Regions from separate parts of the Mus musculus genome. Here region 1 is linked to region 2. The links are chromatin loops, found by intact Hi-C in ENCODE. Cell type or tissue: left cerebral cortex. All regions are shown on one strand. Links, peaks and the distances in the headings refer to the core of each region. The heading gives the core; the rest is flanking DNA. Region 1 overlaps Cobl (cordon-bleu WH2 repeat). Region 2 holds the start of Cobl (cordon-bleu WH2 repeat).

Region 1 (8,229 bases), core at 1,794-6,793, 70 kb before region 2:
CATGTTGATGCCTCAAGCCTGGCTCCCTCCTGACTCGTCATCCACCAAGGGACAATCTACTCGTGCTGATATTTTCTAGTCAGGTTTGCCAAGGATGTGTGCATGAGGAGCAGAAGCTTCTAGCGTAAACACACAGCTTTAGGAGAAGTGGATCCCGTTCTTCCTGCTCCGCGCTTACTGGTATAGCTACACTGAATGTCCTCCATAAAACATAGTAATAGCAAGAAACAGAAAATGCCAGCTTCCGGCACTTTTGAAAGGCACAGAGAGAACAGCTGCCCTGAGTCACCTTCATTTAATTGTGAACATTCAATTGAGTACTACCCTGTAGGTGCTTCTCAAAGATCTACGCAAACTGCAGATCTGCAGAAGCTAATATTCAGGGATGTGGGAGCATGATAGAGTGGGCGCAGCTTCTGCCCGAGTGTTAGGAACTCCTGAGGGCTAGGGCCTTGCCTGCTCCTCTTGGACACACCCAGGGCATGTGCTGCTCAGCTGCCACCAGGTAGGTCCATCCAGGGTTCGTCAGGGGATGAGTCACTAGCACACAACCCAAACTCCTTTCCAACTCTCCAAGTTAGAACACTGGATGTGTCCCAGGAGGAACTGTTTAGAAGTGGAAAGTATATTATATATGAGAAAATAATTCTGGTGTTTCCAAATCATCATTTGTGGACTCAAATGCCATGGGACCAAGATCTATCCAAGCTCCTGAGTACTTACTATTTTCCCATCAGTTCAGGGCCCCTGGCTGGATTTTATTTCTGATAGCTTTTCACTGAAGAGAAGAATGCTTGAAATGCACTTCCTGAAAGCGAGATGACTTATGACAACATGGGTTAAATGGTTCAGAGAATGAAAATCTCAGTCTCTGTGCAGACAGATAAACCAAACCCAAATTCCACAGGAGATTCGTGACCTTCAACCAGACTAGAGAGGCCAAGCACCAGGGAGTCCAAGGCTTGTATACTGAACAGGGAAAATTCCCACCTCTCCCATCTCTCTGTATCCCCCAGGCCAACATCTAAAGGGGAATCTTCTTTATGTTTCACAGATTTTGTTCGTTTGTTTGTTTGTGTGTGTGTTTGTGTGATTTTTAGCCACCCAATAACAGCAGACACTGAACATAAAGGCTTGTTGATACTAATTCCTCTAAAAAAACACCAAGTACGTAATTCCTGCAGTTTCCCATGCTGGCTACCCTGCCTGGCTGATGCTAAAGACATTCTAGTAGAATCAGGTAGAGCTGGCATATACATCCTGGCTATTAATCATGAAGCAATCTGTTTATGCTATAGGCACCTGGGTGTTTCCTTTCTCTCCTGGAGGTCTCTGGGTTCCCATATTTGTTCCCTCCTGGAAGGAAGCCTTTGAGTGTAAAAGGAGCTGCCTCTGTTCTGTTTGGGTTTTAATTACTTGCCACAATTCTAGATAGCAGTTCTAAGAAAACAAGAACCTCAACATTCTGGTTTATCACTGACAAGCAAAGTAATAAGCCCCAAACCAGCAGCTCAGAAACGATTGCGCCATTGTGTGGCTATTGCCATAAACCCCCTCTGATTGGCTGCCTTGTGTTCAACTTTATATACAAAGGACTCCAGGAACCCCACTCTCACCCAAGTCAGGTGCCAAGAAGCTGGTGAGGGGAATCCTCAGGTCCAGCATTAACTCCTACATCTACAATCCGCAACAGTCTGTTTTCCAACCATTGTTTCCCTGAATAATTATGAACAAGTCATCAAGCCAAACACTATGTATCCAATCCTCACAGCAACTTCATGTGACAGGTTTCCCCTCTCCATTCTGATGAGGTCATTGGGGATCCAACAGGCTTATCAAGATTCTGATAAACACATATCTAAAATGACAGAATTCCAGATGTACTGTTTTTAAACCTCAGGTACTCTCTTAGGTGCTGTGTACACTACATTGCCTAAAATATATTCCCAAACCAAACAATCCCAGGGTAATGTAGAAATGTAGTTCCTATGCCCTGTCTTAGCATAATGGTGCCCTGTGGGGGAAGCTATAGGGATTGGATGAGGGCCACCATTTGACCAGGTTTCCAGCACACACTCAGATTCATCCTTTAATGAGACTATGGCCAAGCTTTATAAACAGAATCAGTACCCCCCGAGAACTAACTATACCCACCACAAAGGCTCCATGGTTGGAACTTGTTGAATCATTTCCAAAAAAATGGAGGCATAACTAAACTTGAAGAAACATGGAAGTATATACCCAGGCTGATGACAAATATGTAGTTGAGCTGAGGCAGGCCCCAGTTACATCCTGAGGGCTCATCAATACCTCTAAGGCCAAAACCTCCATTGAACACATAACCACACCCATAACACTTTTCAAAAGCAAGGTCTACCAAATCTTCTTCCTGTGAACATGGTTTTGGCAAATCAAGCTGACTGACAGGGCCCCAAGGTAAGGCAACCTTAAGACCTTCTCTCAGGTCTCAGCACTTCTACCATTCAGGGCTCCTTCTCTAACAAGACTGTGTTCATGATTGACCTTGAGTTTTAAAACAAAATCTAACTCTGAGCAGATATTCAAGATCCAGATAAGCAAGGCCTAGAGTAAGCATGTATGAAATAGATAAGAAACCACATCCAAACTATGGCCTGCAAGAAGCTATTTAGAGGTGTTGTCTACGACATCTCTCAATGAATGTGGGGATATAAGCTTACCCACAAAACACCTCATTTCAGGGCAAGAGAAAGGTGCTGTCTTTTAGAAGCCAGCCCCAGGATACCCTCTTATAAGTGCAAACCAAGTAATGGGCACTATTGCAGAGTCACTAAAATGTCAGATCCAACCCAGCAAATTCTCGGATGCTGTGCATCCTCCAGCAGGTGACTCTACCTGGACAAACCACTGTAATTCGTAGGCCTGTTTCCCTAAGAGCAGAACAAAAAATGTGGAAGTTTATCAAGTGGTGTTTGCAGGAGGACTATATGAGATGACTCCTCTTGGGACCAGGCAATGCTCAATGACCACTATTTAGCCACAAGTATTTTTACTCTTTTGGGATTAAAGGAAAACCTTTTTATCTGTGTAAGAGTAGAACACTGGCCCACTCTTCCAGGTGCACAATGAAGGCTCATTTACGTAGCAAACACACGGAAAACTAAGAAATGCTTTTCACAATAAAATTTTAGTTTTGACCTGGGTTGGAGGAAGCTTTCAGTAACTCGCTATAAAAAGATTCACTTTCCTGATAGGGTTCCCTATCCCACAGTAACAAAAGCAATTAGCCCTTACCAGCCTCTAAATCCAGGGGCTAGTCTATATGGGAATGTTGATATCTCACCAGACATCAGGTACATATTCAAAGAGGAACATTTGAGAGCTGAGTCTCATAGCTATTTCCCAACTCCTAGTAAGTTCAGAAAGAGCCCATAGTGTGCATGACTTATTATCAGCAAATACTCCACCCTGGGGCTGAGCCAGGATCAGATAAAAACTAGAGTTTCTGTATTGTTGAATATTCCAGAAAAGGAGTATCTCCTTTCAAAAACAAGACAATACTAGTTTACTGAGGCTTAAACATTCTCAACAAAGAAAACAAGCAGAAAAGGCCAATGCATGGGTACATGCCCAGGCCAGATGACTTGCTCACCCTAGTTAGAAGTGGGTTTTCTACGATAGTCAGTGCAGCCCCAGAAGCTGCAGGACAGATTCCACTGGAGTTCACCAGGCCTGGTAAAGGAGCACAGTGACATTTGTTGTCTGATGGATGCAGTACTTCACCGCCTGTGCTCCCAGCAAAAAGCCCACAAGGCCTTTTGCAGAATGACAGCAAGGGAATTTTCTCCCCCACCCAATTTAGACCCATTAAAAAAACACAAAGGAGAACAGAGGACGTATGCAGGAGGAAAAGTGGAGTTCCTATGGAGTAAGGATGCGGGATAGCACCTGCTTCTCCCTCCCAAAGAGTGTGCAAACCTCTGGGAGTTGGCAGTGTAGGCACACAGGCGTTCCCATGGGGAAGATGCCTGAGTATTTTTGGAGAGATGAGTCATCCCTCCAGATTGCCAGCCAGTCTTACATGCTTAAGCTTTCTTGAATTTGCATATAGCACTGTTTCCTATCATCTCTCAGCTATGATGTAGAACCTTCTCCTGAAGGAGTTTTCTTCTTTCCTAAGCTGTACAACCAGAAACTTGTTATATCTTTGCAGCTTGTCTTTAAGGGGCAGTATATTTTTTTCAAGCCTGAAAGATACATTTTGTTCTACTCACAGTCCTGTCCCATAATCACAAGAGCTACTGCTGATCCAAAAGACAAAGGAAAGCAGATATATGCCTATGGGTCTCAGCTCTCCTGCAGTCAAGGGCTTGAGGACACTAATGAAGGCACAGCTGGCAGTTGTGTTGATGGGAATCTGGCCATCCTTCCCAGCTCTCCTCTACCTTTGACTGCTGTGTGCATTTCTCTATAGACTGCTGTGTAACCAACATCAATGGCATACCTGGCTGACAAACCTCCACAGTTGTGATCATCCTCTCACCCTTGGGGACCAAGGTCACTTCCAGAGTAGATCTAGGAAAGTAGAGAGTAGGTGCCTAGCATCCTCTGGGAGAGGCCATCTCCTCTAATCTTCCTCATGATAAACACCAAACACACTGAAACAACCCCTGCCCCCACATATACACACACACCCAACACGAGTATCTAAATCTATAGTGCTTTATCCCCTAATGGAATCCAGACAAGAGCTTTCTAAGCAGCATTATAGCCTCTGCCTCTTGTCTCTGTCACCTGCCTCACCAACTTCTGAGAATCATTTCAAGTCAAAGATGGATCTTCTCTAGAAAATTCCCATCCAGCCATCCTCCATGGTACAAATGTCTAAGTCTCCACTCCTTGCTGGGCCAGATCCAGATTGCTCTGTCTGCTGTAGTGAAGACTCCAGTGTTACCTCCATCATTCCCCGCGTCAGCCATGACAAGATCCTTGGTGGTTCTACATATGGGGGTGGAGGGAGCCTCTCCATGGCTGTAAGTCTCTGCTGATCCCCTTACAGCTCCCACTGAGTGGGTAAACAAAGGAGTGAAGCTATAAAGAACAGAGTCATGGTGTGGCCTATAAAGGTGTCCCACAGAGGGAGGGGACAGGGAAATAAGACCCTGAGGAAGCGACTGGGGAAAAGTTAATACCAGGCTCAAATCTCTACACCATTAGGAACATAAGTGCCCCAGCAATATACCCTGCTACTGCTTCTCTTTCACCTCTGTATGATGGGGATCAAGGAAAGACTGCAGGAAACTAATCTTCAAAGTCCACAGAATATATTCAGTTCCTGGTGCCTAAGCCTTCAGATATAACCCTGCAACATAGCGCAAAAATGGAGCAATCTGTGTTACATACTTGCTGAAACCTAAGAGCCGACACAGAATCCCATATCCAGACACTAGGAATGGGCTTGCATCGGGGATCCTGGGCCACAGTAATAAGTGTCCTGGCCCCTAATAGCATACGACACAAAAGATAGGGCATCAGATCACCCTCTTTACCTGGTGCTTCCTCACTCACCCCACAAACAGGTGAGATTCCTGGTGAACTAGGGAGGGCTTGGGCATAGTGAGGTGAGCAGATGGGACACACGATCAGGCTTGGAGCAGCACAAGAGCTCATAAACAATGGATCCTGGCATGCAGGAGTGCAGAGCATCTTACACACAAGCAAACACAACAAAGTATTTTAAAAAACCATTAAACAGTATCTGCCACTTTTCTTCCTTCCCCACTCTAACAGGCCTGAGAAGCTAAATGCTTCTCACAGGCTCATGCCCAACCTCCAGTCAATTGATCCATCAATCTCAATGATGCCAGCCTTACTAGGCAAACAAGTCCAATGAGACAGAGCTTGCTTCATTGTTGTCAAGGGTTGTTGTTGTTATTGGTGGTGATCTTGGCTTAGACTTCTTGAAGGTGTTATTTGGGAAGTGAGTATGTAGATCTGGAATCCAAAGCATCTCTGGGCAGTTCTGAGTCCTAGGGATGGGATGCAGGAATTCTGAGATGGTAGACAAAGAGCCAGAGAGGCTGTGTTTCCAGTTCCCACAGAGCCTGTTGGGCCACTCAGCTCAGGTTTCACCAGCCCCAACATCTGCTGTGAGGCCCAGTCCCTATTTTGAGACACAGTCACAGTGAGGTTATCAAGTGTCATATTTTTGACAGGGAATTAAAGGGCACCCAGCACTTGGGTCTTGGTTCAGAAAATGTTCCTATGGAATCAGAGTGTCTCTGGGTTGCTATGTTTTCACATTGTCTGCCCCTGGTATCCTGAATGATAGCATGCCTCCCTCAGCAAACAAAAACAAAAGTTTGTTGTGCCTATTTTGGGCAATGGAAACTCTGTTTAAAATAACAGAAATAAGAGTATACGGCATTTGGTTACATTATAGATCCATTTACACATAGGTCTAGCTATTTTGGGAACAAATACACAAAAGTTTGTTAGCAGGCCTAGAAACAAGGCAGTCTCTGTAGGGCATGGGCATGAGGGCACTGGGTGGACATTTCTTTCTTTGAACCACTGTGCCATACGAGGCCCCAGCCCCAGGTGCTGGAAGCTGGCTTCACTTTCCTGAGAACTTCTCTGAGTTCTGTTCAGTTCCCATCAGTTATTAGTTGTGTGGAAAGCTGTGTAGTCAGATTTCCTTGCTTTTCAGTTATTTACAAAAAGTAAATAGAAATAGAGCTGGCTTATCAGTGGGGAGCCACAATGTTTCAGGGTATAAGGCTTCCTATTGAACTCCTGGCTCTGACATCTTTATCTTAAGATTCCTACTTCATTTGGTTCTTTTCTTCACACTTAGCGAGAAGGAATTCAATACAGCTCTGTTCTTTTTTCCCACTGATGGGGGTGGGTGGTGGCTTACTGAAAGCAAATGTCCATCTTCAATATTTCCCTGACTTCTTTAGTGGCATTCTTTTCTGCCTGAGACAACAGAGACACTGACTTCTCCCACCCTCGTCAGCTCTGTTGCTAGATCCACGTGAGAACTGTTAATTTTATTGTTGTTTAGATCTGAAATGAGTGCCCAGCCTGCCAGCATATCTCCTCTGGGGCTAATATGATGATCAGAAGTAGTTAGAAATTGGTTATGCCTCCCAAATTTGATGAATTTCAGTTCAGTTAGATTTGTAAAAATTCATTCTGGTGCATTCAGTAGCCTAATTGGTGCTTATATTTATTTTTTGTCATTCCCTCTTGTGGCTTATTTTCCATTTTTATACTAACATGCTATATGGTTTATTTCTGGTGGTTTTCTAATTACCTAGTATTTAACACTATGACTGCAATGACTGCCTTTGTAGATTCAGAAGATGTGGCTGATAGTGGCCAATTAACCTGGGAAAAAGTTAAATAAATATTGAGGAGGACATAATTTCAAATTGGCATGTTATTTCAGTATACCATGTTATCCAGATTGCAGTTCTGGAGCAGGAGGTTAGATTTTTTTGGAACCTGGAGGTGAAGGGGACACTTGCATTATGGAAGGTTGAACTATAGGACTAATTATGATGTCTCTGTTACTCTTTGGTTCTGGAAGCTATCTGGGCAGGTTCTATGCACTACTTGATTGGCCCCATATCACAGAAGGCGAAATTGCAGCCTGAGCAGAAGCTCCTACTCCCACTGTGACTCCAGGCTCCAGTTATGGAGCTTTGCTGGGGAAGCTCCTGCTCCTGCCTCCCTCCCCTTAGAGTTCTACCTCCATGGCCCAGGTTGTGACATGGGACAGGGAGTGTCCTTGGCTGATGGTCTCTGTAATTCCCTTGCCAGTAGTCTTTACAGTGCCCTGCCATGGACAACTCCCAGCTAGTGGCCTTGATGGGGCTTCCCCAGGTAGGTTCTGCAGAATGTGTGTAAACCTGTGATTTGACAGTATGACCTTTCAGCTACTATTTGTTATTTTACTTGGAAGTTCTGTCTAAGGAAATGCTTTTCTTTGTCCAGGACTCTGCCTGTAACCATCAATGACTGCCTCTAGGAGCATTCTCCAATTGATTTTTGCTGGATATTTGAACACTTGATCTGACAACTGCTTGCTATCTCTTACTATTTATTCTGTTATTCTGACTTATTTATGTATTTTTTAAAGCCCTAACTATGACTATCATGGATCATTCTCTAAGCCTTACAAAACATGTCTCTCTCACCACTCCATATGTGTGTGTCCCAAAGCTGTGTGTTCAGTTATTAAGG
Region 2 (8,229 bases), core at 2,151-7,150:
CCACATTTCCACACACACACCCTTTTTGTTTTCACTTTGACAATGAGTCTAAGTTCCCTGGGCTGCCCTGGAACTCACTCTGGAGCCTAAGAAGACATTGAACCTGTTCTCTAGCTCAAACTGGCCCTGAACTTGTCATCCTCCCACCTCAGTCTCCCAAGCAGTTGAGACTACAGGCCTTCACCACCACGCCCAGCTTCAGCTGGAGTCTTTTTAACAGGCATTGCTTGGTTGGGTGTAGGTGGGAATTGGATCTACAATGGCCTTGCTGTGAAAGCATCTGCAATCTGGGCATGTGTCTAATCAAATAAGCCTAATTAAAATATATTTTGACAGTTGATTTTAAAGCTTTTTTGTTGTTGTTAAAATAGAAACACTTTTGGCTAGGGAACTTATTTTAATTGGACTTGGCCGGTGGAAGACACGGTCCCAGCCTGGAGCAGTTTACCTCCCGATGAGGGCAACCAGATAGATGATTTTAAATCCTAAATTACCACAGGGTGCTGCTGGCTGGGGGACTGGCTCAGAAACACGGGGAAGGGCCTGGGGTGGACAATGAGAAACACAAATACTGTTGGAAAACTGCCATTTGTCACTGTAAAGTACACGACACCATGGGTCTAGGCTGATAAGTGCATGTCTTGAAAGCTACCACCATTCTTAGCACTGTAAAACGAAAACCCTTGACAAGTATAGAGAATATCCCCTTGGCAAGAGAAAAGTTGAAAATATAGAATGGAAGGAGCAGGGAAGGGAAATGGAGATCTGTATGAGGCCCTTTCACAAGACAGGAAACTAACAGTGGCGGGACAGAAGGAAGACAGCAGAGACACAGATCACAGGAGGGGAAAGCTACAGTTTACAAGTCATTTATATGACTGAAAGCCATTTCCAAAGACACATTATCTACACCAGCAGTATCAATCATTATTAAAAATGGTTTAAGTAAAGTTAAATGTGAACAGGAGAAAATCTGTAAGCATTCAGTGGGCCGTGCAATATGAGAGCTGTGCTGTGTTTCAGCACAGATTGAATGAAACCCATTACTAAACTTAGATGATATGTAAAATCCACAGGCCCCATTATTAAATGTGTACAGGGCCAAAAGGCCATATAATAAATACACTGTCTGTTGAATGGCCTTACTTTGTTCACGTCTAAATAAAATCCTGTTTGGGCATTTTAAAACTGATTTAATATCAAATATTTCTGATCAGTTTTTAAAACCTTCCATCAGTTGTAAAAGCAAATATAATTGTGAATTTAATTACAAAGTGCAAAAGGCCTAGTATCTTAAGCCAATTATTATGGGATACAGATACATCCTATAATCACAGTTTTCTTAATAATTATAGACATAAAGTTTAGTGCACGCACGTTAGGACCTCATTTGCAAGTCCCAAATTAAAGAGGCCATAGAATTCAAGCCTGCATAAATGTGGGGATTATTACCTTTCCAGGGTACAGTCCTGACACCCAATAATAATCAAATATGCCTTGCATGGGAGATCATGAGAGAGAAAAATCAAAGGGTGGCCTGAATTCTAGAATCCCATAAGGCAGGAATGACTCAACTGTTTACAGATACCTTTGAAGCAATTTCCGTGGCCCTTCAGGTCCATCAGGACCATATGATATGATATGATATGATATGATATGATATGATATGATATGACATGATATGACATGATATGACATGATATGACATGATATGACATATGACATGATATATGATTGATATGAGATGATAGAAATTATCTGACTATTTGACACTGTAAATGTCTAATTCCTCATGGATAAAGATTATAGCTACAAAAAGTAAAATCCCTAGGTGTATTGCCCACACCCAGAGGCTTAGCATTACTTAAGTGAGTTGACAGAATAAAGAACAGCTCAGAAGTGACATCTTTAAAAAGGCAGCTCAAATTTAGTATAGAAGTTTTATGACAGATAATCCTTATTTTCGCATTATTAAGGATGGATCTAGAGACTCTTAAATACTTTAGCCAAAAGCAAATGTAATATGTAGCCACTATTTCTTTAATATGAAAACACTTATGGTTTAGTACAAACAGGAGTGTATGGCTGCTCATACTGGACGCCAACAGAAATAGGCCCTCTGTCTTGATACTGTGTTCTAAAATATTTCACTAGCTATCACTTCTGACTAGGTGAAACTGACTAGTGACAGGTGAGACTAGTCAACAGGTAAAATCACTTCCTACACTAGCCAGCCAGCCAACCTGAGGTCAGTCCCTGTGAGAGGAGAGAATTGACCCCCAGGCTTCCCTCTAATTTCCACTAAGGCATCACAAAATGTGTGCAGTCACATTCAAACACACACACACACACACACACACACACACACACACACACCACACACACTTTAACAATGAGCTCTAAAATTCCCTAAGCAACACATTAAATCTTCATACAATCTCCTTCCCAGGAAGATGACTGTCACAGTTGCTGCTTTTATGGAAGACAGATATGATTTCAGTCCAAGGAAAAATTTGCATTTGTGTTCTTAACAAAGATAACACTCTAAGGAGATGAATTTATATTCACCAGCCCATCTGTCTTTCCCTTCACTAATCTTTCTCTTGTCCATTGCAACCAGTCTACAATGCTCGAGGATGACTGAGGTGTTCTCAATAACAACAAATTTATCCCATCAGTTGTGGCTGTCACTTGGGGAAAAAGAGAGTTTATACAAAGTAACTTTATAAGTAACCTCTGTGGTATCAGATAAAAAACAAACATCCCTCAAGCACATTGCAAACACTGCCTAGTCTCAAGAGATAAAGAAAACAGTAATTTCAGATACAAGCCAACAAATTCTAATTGCTTTCGATAACATTCTGAAGCCCCAAATGTCACAATTCTTTATGATAGGCAATCAATACACCTTAATATAAAATATGCTTGCATTTCTTTCTTTGCATTCTAACTCAAAATACGTCATACTAAACTTGTAATCTTTGTTAAAAATATATAAGCATATTTATATTTGGGGGTGTTTCTTTATTCAAGGTATAACAAATGAGAAACAACAATAACAAGTTACAAAAATAGATCTACATTTCTTGGACAAAGAGGTGGAAACAATCATATAACATGCTGAAGGTTCAGAGGCATCAAGCCTTGTAAAGCTTTACTCTCTCACCCATAGCATAGCACCTTGGTTTTCCCTTGTGACACCCAGTGAGGAAGACAAACCTGGGTTGGCCTCTTGGCTGCCTAGGGAGCAGGCTGGCTGGAGGACATAGGGTGGTTTCACTATTACCAGACACCTTCATCAGTTTCTGCACTCTATGGATCTTTGCAGGCACCCTAAATATTCCCTTTATATTTATTTATTTTTTTAAAAAGTGGTGAAATAATTCAGTCCCCTTAAATAGAGTTATGTAACAATGTAGAAAAGTCGCAATTTTAAAAGCAATTCTGTTTACATCTCCCAACGTCATTTTAGGGGCTCTCCATTACCATGAAAAAGTATTCCCATATCTATTTTTTAAGGGGAATTTGTTTCTTCAAAGGATTTATATAACCACAACCACACCTTAGCGAAGAAAAGTCTTAAAAAAAAAATTCCGTAGCTTCAAGATTATGAGTTAGAAATGTATCTTACTTTTTTGGAAGCCTCCAGGGGAGATTTTAAGAATAAAGAACTGGTTTAGACGGCTTTTATAAACACTTGGGCAACAAAGTCAGTGGGCAAGGGATCGGGTGAGTCAGTGGGACATAACTGCTAAAGAAAAGAGATTTGTTGTCCCCAGTGCCGCCTTAGAAAATCCAGCTGCTCAAGTGGAAAGTGGGCCATTTCGGGAGCAGGTGCGGACCCACCCCAACTCATTCCATTCGCAACACTCATAACACATTTGCTCCAGAAAGAAGAGGTCAAAAGCCAGCCCCACGGCGCTCTCTGAAATCTACCAAGTCTGCAAGGGTTGTCAACTGTCCTGGCAGAGATGGGCACGGAGGGGCACGATTCGGGGAGTTGGGGTTAAAGGGCAAGTCTATTTGACCTGTGTTAGGCAAGTTTCTCTTGGGCAAGTAAAATCCTCAGTGTGACAGGGAATCTCTGTCCGCAAGGTGTGGAGACAGCAAAAAGAAACTAAAAGGGTTGAGGCACTAGAGGATCCTGAAGACAGGATTGACAGCTCTGCTTTACAGGTCCGATGAAGAAGGTCCTCACCTCTTCAGACACAAGGGAGATCCCAGCACAAAGGCTTGGGCAGAAGAGTGTTCATGAAGTCCCTTCCCCACACACCTCCCCAGATCTCCTGGCTACATGGGTCCCAACAGACCAAGTACCCCCTTGTCATTGAGGTAGGGAGCAGCGGGCCACAGGGCCTGCGAGGAGTGGCTGGAGGAACCTGTGTATGGGACCAGACAGACTCAGCTGGAGTTTCAGGCCTGGATTTTCCTTGTCCCCCTCCGCCCGTAATTGCCACTATTGCAAGGGGCTGAAGGCAGCTCAGAGCTGGGGTTCTGCACGGAGGGACAGCACTCCCTCCACCCACCCACCCCCCAACACACACATACACAAACATACACAAGGGCTTTCACAGCAGCACCTCTCGCAGAAAGTGTTCCCGAGCAAGGCCTGCCACGGTTACCGGAGCAACGACCCAGGCGCCCCAAGTCCTCAACACCTCGGGAAGAGCCACGCCCGCCCTCGTGGGCCCGCTTACCCTGTGGGGGGCTTGGCCGCCAGTGCACGCGGCGCGTCCATGGAGCCGGCGGGTTGCTCTGCCGGCCGACTGGGGCGCTGGCTGCGGCGCCGCCGTCCTCATTCACTTTTTCCGCGCTGACCCATCGTCCTCCCACGCGGGGCTAGCGAGGACAGCGGCCGTGCCGAGAGGACGGAAGCGACCTGGGGCGTCCGGGCGGGCGGGGGCGTGCGGAGAGAGACGGACGCGGCTACCCCGGGCGCGGGAGCAAGGTGCGCCGCCCCCCGCCAAACTGGCTCAGCCGCGCCCACCGCGGCGCCGCCCCGTGCCCGCGCGCCGCTCCCCAGCGCCCGCCTCTCCGCGCGCCCCCGCTGCCCGCCGGAGCACACCTGGGCGGGGCGCGCGCCCCGCGGTGGGCACCGAGTCACCTGCCCAGCCGGCTGGAGGAACTAAGCGGGCAAATACCTGGCCACCTGTGGCTGCGCGGGGCGAGGCGGGCCGACTAGGCTGCGAGAACCGACTTGAAGGAAGAGAGAAAAATAGACGGTCTAGCGCCTCAGTTTCTGCCCCAGAACCTAAAAGAACCTTTGTTAGAACTAGAGATCTACTGTAAGGGGAGGGGAGAGTGGTCCAAAATGAGGTCCTTGGTGTGCAGCATAGGAAACTGGAGAGGGACGCAGCTTGGGGTAAAGGGGCACACCTTTTTCTGAGAAATCAGAAAGCAGTGAGGCTGGAGTGTGGACATCCAGTGCCAACAAGAACTGCACCTGTTTGGATGCATGCTTCTGCTTGCCAGCCTAATTGCCTGGATAGTAATGAATGCTACTGTGGCCCCAGCCCTGTGATTCCCATGTTGAGTGGTGAGCAAAAATACCAGCAGAGGCAGCAGGTGCTGAGGCCTCACTGCAAGTCAACCTGAGGACCCAGCACCACTAAGCTTCCCTTCTCCAGCCTGCTAATTGACCTTAGGGGAACAGGAAAAGAACCTGATTGCTATGAAGTTCCGCCCTTCAAATACAGCAGTTGTACTAGGTTCTCAGGATTGGAATAAAATGCCAGTAAGAGGCAAAATTCTGTGACTGAACTCTGTATCCAGAAGCTTGCCTAAGCTTTTCTTCCTCTGAACCCCAACTTTCTGTTTAAGGAAAGAGGGGAGACCAGTGTACAAAATACAAGTCCTGCAGTAGCCTTCTTTGCTCCAGCCACAGTGCCCACTCAAAGCAGGTGAACCACTTCATACCTACAGCAGAGCCTGGCTTCCTTTTGAACACAATACTCAGAGCATTTCCCCACCCGAGGGCTTCTGGGATCTGCAATGTGTATCCTGCAGGCTCTGCTCAGATACCTGCTCCTCAGGGAGCTCTTTTCTGACCTCTTTGTCGCAAAGGACATCCCCACTCTCAACTCCCATCTGCTTCTTGTCCACTGTCTTGAGTTTTGTTTGATACTCTTGCCGATTGTCTTGATATTCCTCATGGAAGCATATCACTTTATCTTCTGTGTGTGTGTGTGTGTGTGTGTGTGTGTGCGCGCTTTATATGTCTGTTTATAATCAAAATGCTTACATGCTTTTATATTTATATAAACTGAGTGTATTAATTACGCATGCAAGAGGTATAAATACATGTAGATATACATGTCATATTGAATATGTTTACCTTTATGTGTTTGGAATGGGTCTCTTCCCCGAAAATGTGACTCAGTGTAGAGTGAGCCTTGTCTGGTGTTTTTCATTACTCTTAGCCTTTAAGACAGTGAATGAGGGTGAATCAGGGCTCACTACATAAAGGGAACATTGAATGAATTGAGTTTCTAGGCCTCTCCCAAGCTCTGGGTCTGGCTATCGGAAGGTCTTTCCTGGAATCTGTAAGATCTCTCTATGCTCTGGACACTACTTTGGGAAAGGGTAACCTGGGAGGGGCCGGTAGGCCAGGAACTAGGGGCCTGGACCCCAGTGAGAAGTAACAGTGGGTACAGAGAAGCCAGAAATCATGAGCATGGCAGATAGTTGGTTGTCAGAGACAGAATACCACAGAAAAATCACGAGAGGATGGCACTGCCCACCTCCAGGCTGAGCTTCTGATTTCTGTCCTAGGAAAAAGGCCCTGGCAGTGCTGGGCCTGGACAACCTCCAAGTCTACAGAAGCCACTAAACACCACAGTCTGAGAAACCCAAAAGGGAAATGGAGTGGGTGGCACAAACTGAGAAGAGTTATCACAGTGAAGCAAAAGGCAAGATTAGGCTTCATACCAGCAGGAGGGTCTAAGCACCCAAGACCTCTGCTTGCTGTGTAAATAGGTCAGCCCTGGCATTCCCAAGCCAGCCATCCTAGTGTAAAGTGTGCCAACAGATCCATCTAAGCACTGTTGTTTCCAAAAGCATGTATTCCACAGATATACATGAAGGCCGGTAACGGGTAGAACTAGACCCATTATTAAATATTAAAATATTTTAAGTGCTGAGGGGTTGGGGATGTATTTATCAGTTTGCGTTATTTGATTAGTCCTCTTGGACTGACGATGTTAGGTTCATCAGGCTAACTCTCCCCATCACTATGTGCCCTTGATATGACCCTGGACCTTCCTGGACATCCTATATCTACTAGAATAAACCTAGACCAGATACAGGGTGCCCAGGAAGGCCCAAGGTCATATGAAGGGCACATAGTGAGGGGAAGAGGTGGTCTGTCTAAGTCAGTGCTTCCTGAATTTGAATGTTCAAAGGATGCATATTCTGATCCAGTCAGTGGTGCACCAGAGAGCTTTTGTTCCTAATGGGCTCTCAGGGATGCAAAATTTGTTGGCCCAAGGACTGAAGGTCACACACAGTAGCTTCTGGATTGATCTTGTACTGACTGGTAATGTTGGCCGCAGCAAATTCCTTTCCTTTAAACATTCATTTCCTTCTGTGAAATGTGAGATCCGTCTGAACAAATTCAGGTTTTGTGGGGTCTTAACCTCACATGACTTTAGGAATCCTTTAAAAATAAAAACATAAAGCATACCAAATTATGCATGGGCCCTTACTCACACAAGTGAGGCTGCCTACCAGCCTTGACATAGCTCTCACTACTCTTCTGGCCAAACGACTGTGATTAAAACACATGTAAATTGCTAAAAAAATAAAAAAATAAAAACATGATTGGTGTAAATTGTGACTCCAAAGTGGTTGTTTATTGTACAGACTGAATTTGTGGCTTTTTAAAAAAATAATAAATAAGTCCTGGTCTATAGTATACAGGATTTGGAGAGAGGTTCTGGGGAGGTAAGATGAAGCAAGGACAGATTGTTCAATCTCTAATCTCACATGGTAGAAGTCCTGTAAGAATAGGAGAAATGTCAGCATGCTCTGAATATGCACAAGAAAGGCTGTGTGAGTACTCAGTGAAGGGTGGCTGTGTACAACACAGGGAGCAGCCTCTCACCATAACCCAAGCCCGACAGCCTAACAGTCTTGTCTGCTTCAGCCTCAAGGGCTCTAAAAATGAATTTCCATCTTTCAAGCTGTCCATTCCAAGGTATTTTTGTTATGGCAGTCTGAAGAGACTAGCAT

Evidence for each region. A loop is a pair of places that touch in the nucleus more often than their neighbours do. Peaks named below come from ENCODE experiments on the same cell type or tissue, not always from the same donor. Only the 100,000 strongest peaks of a DNase experiment are listed, where the experiment ranks them.
Region 1: it touches region 2 in a loop (4-fold over the local background); 9 of 42 quality-filtered maps call a loop at or near these places.

What each region holds. Positions count from the first base shown.
Region 1 is chr11:12,390,356-12,398,584 of GRCm38, forward strand. The region is part of intron 1 of Cobl (cordon-bleu WH2 repeat); the gene reads right to left. Among named protein-coding and RNA genes, the nearest start is that of Gm30596, 9.9 kb to the left of the region's middle. In left cerebral cortex, for the core only: no CTCF peak of the experiment used is centred there; DNase peaks (open chromatin) are centred at 4,017, 4,574 and 4,903; H3K27ac peaks cover 3,146 bases.
Region 2 is chr11:12,459,985-12,468,213 of GRCm38, forward strand. It overlaps Cobl (cordon-bleu WH2 repeat), which reads right to left and starts at 4,976. Exons shown (of 15, transcript NM_172496.3): 1 at 4,698-4,976. The coding sequence starts at 4,738. In left cerebral cortex, for the core only: a CTCF peak has its summit at 4,758; DNase peaks (open chromatin) are centred at 2,564, 3,330, 3,889, 4,246 and 4 more places; H3K4me3 peaks cover 3,315 bases; H3K27ac peaks cover 3,939 bases.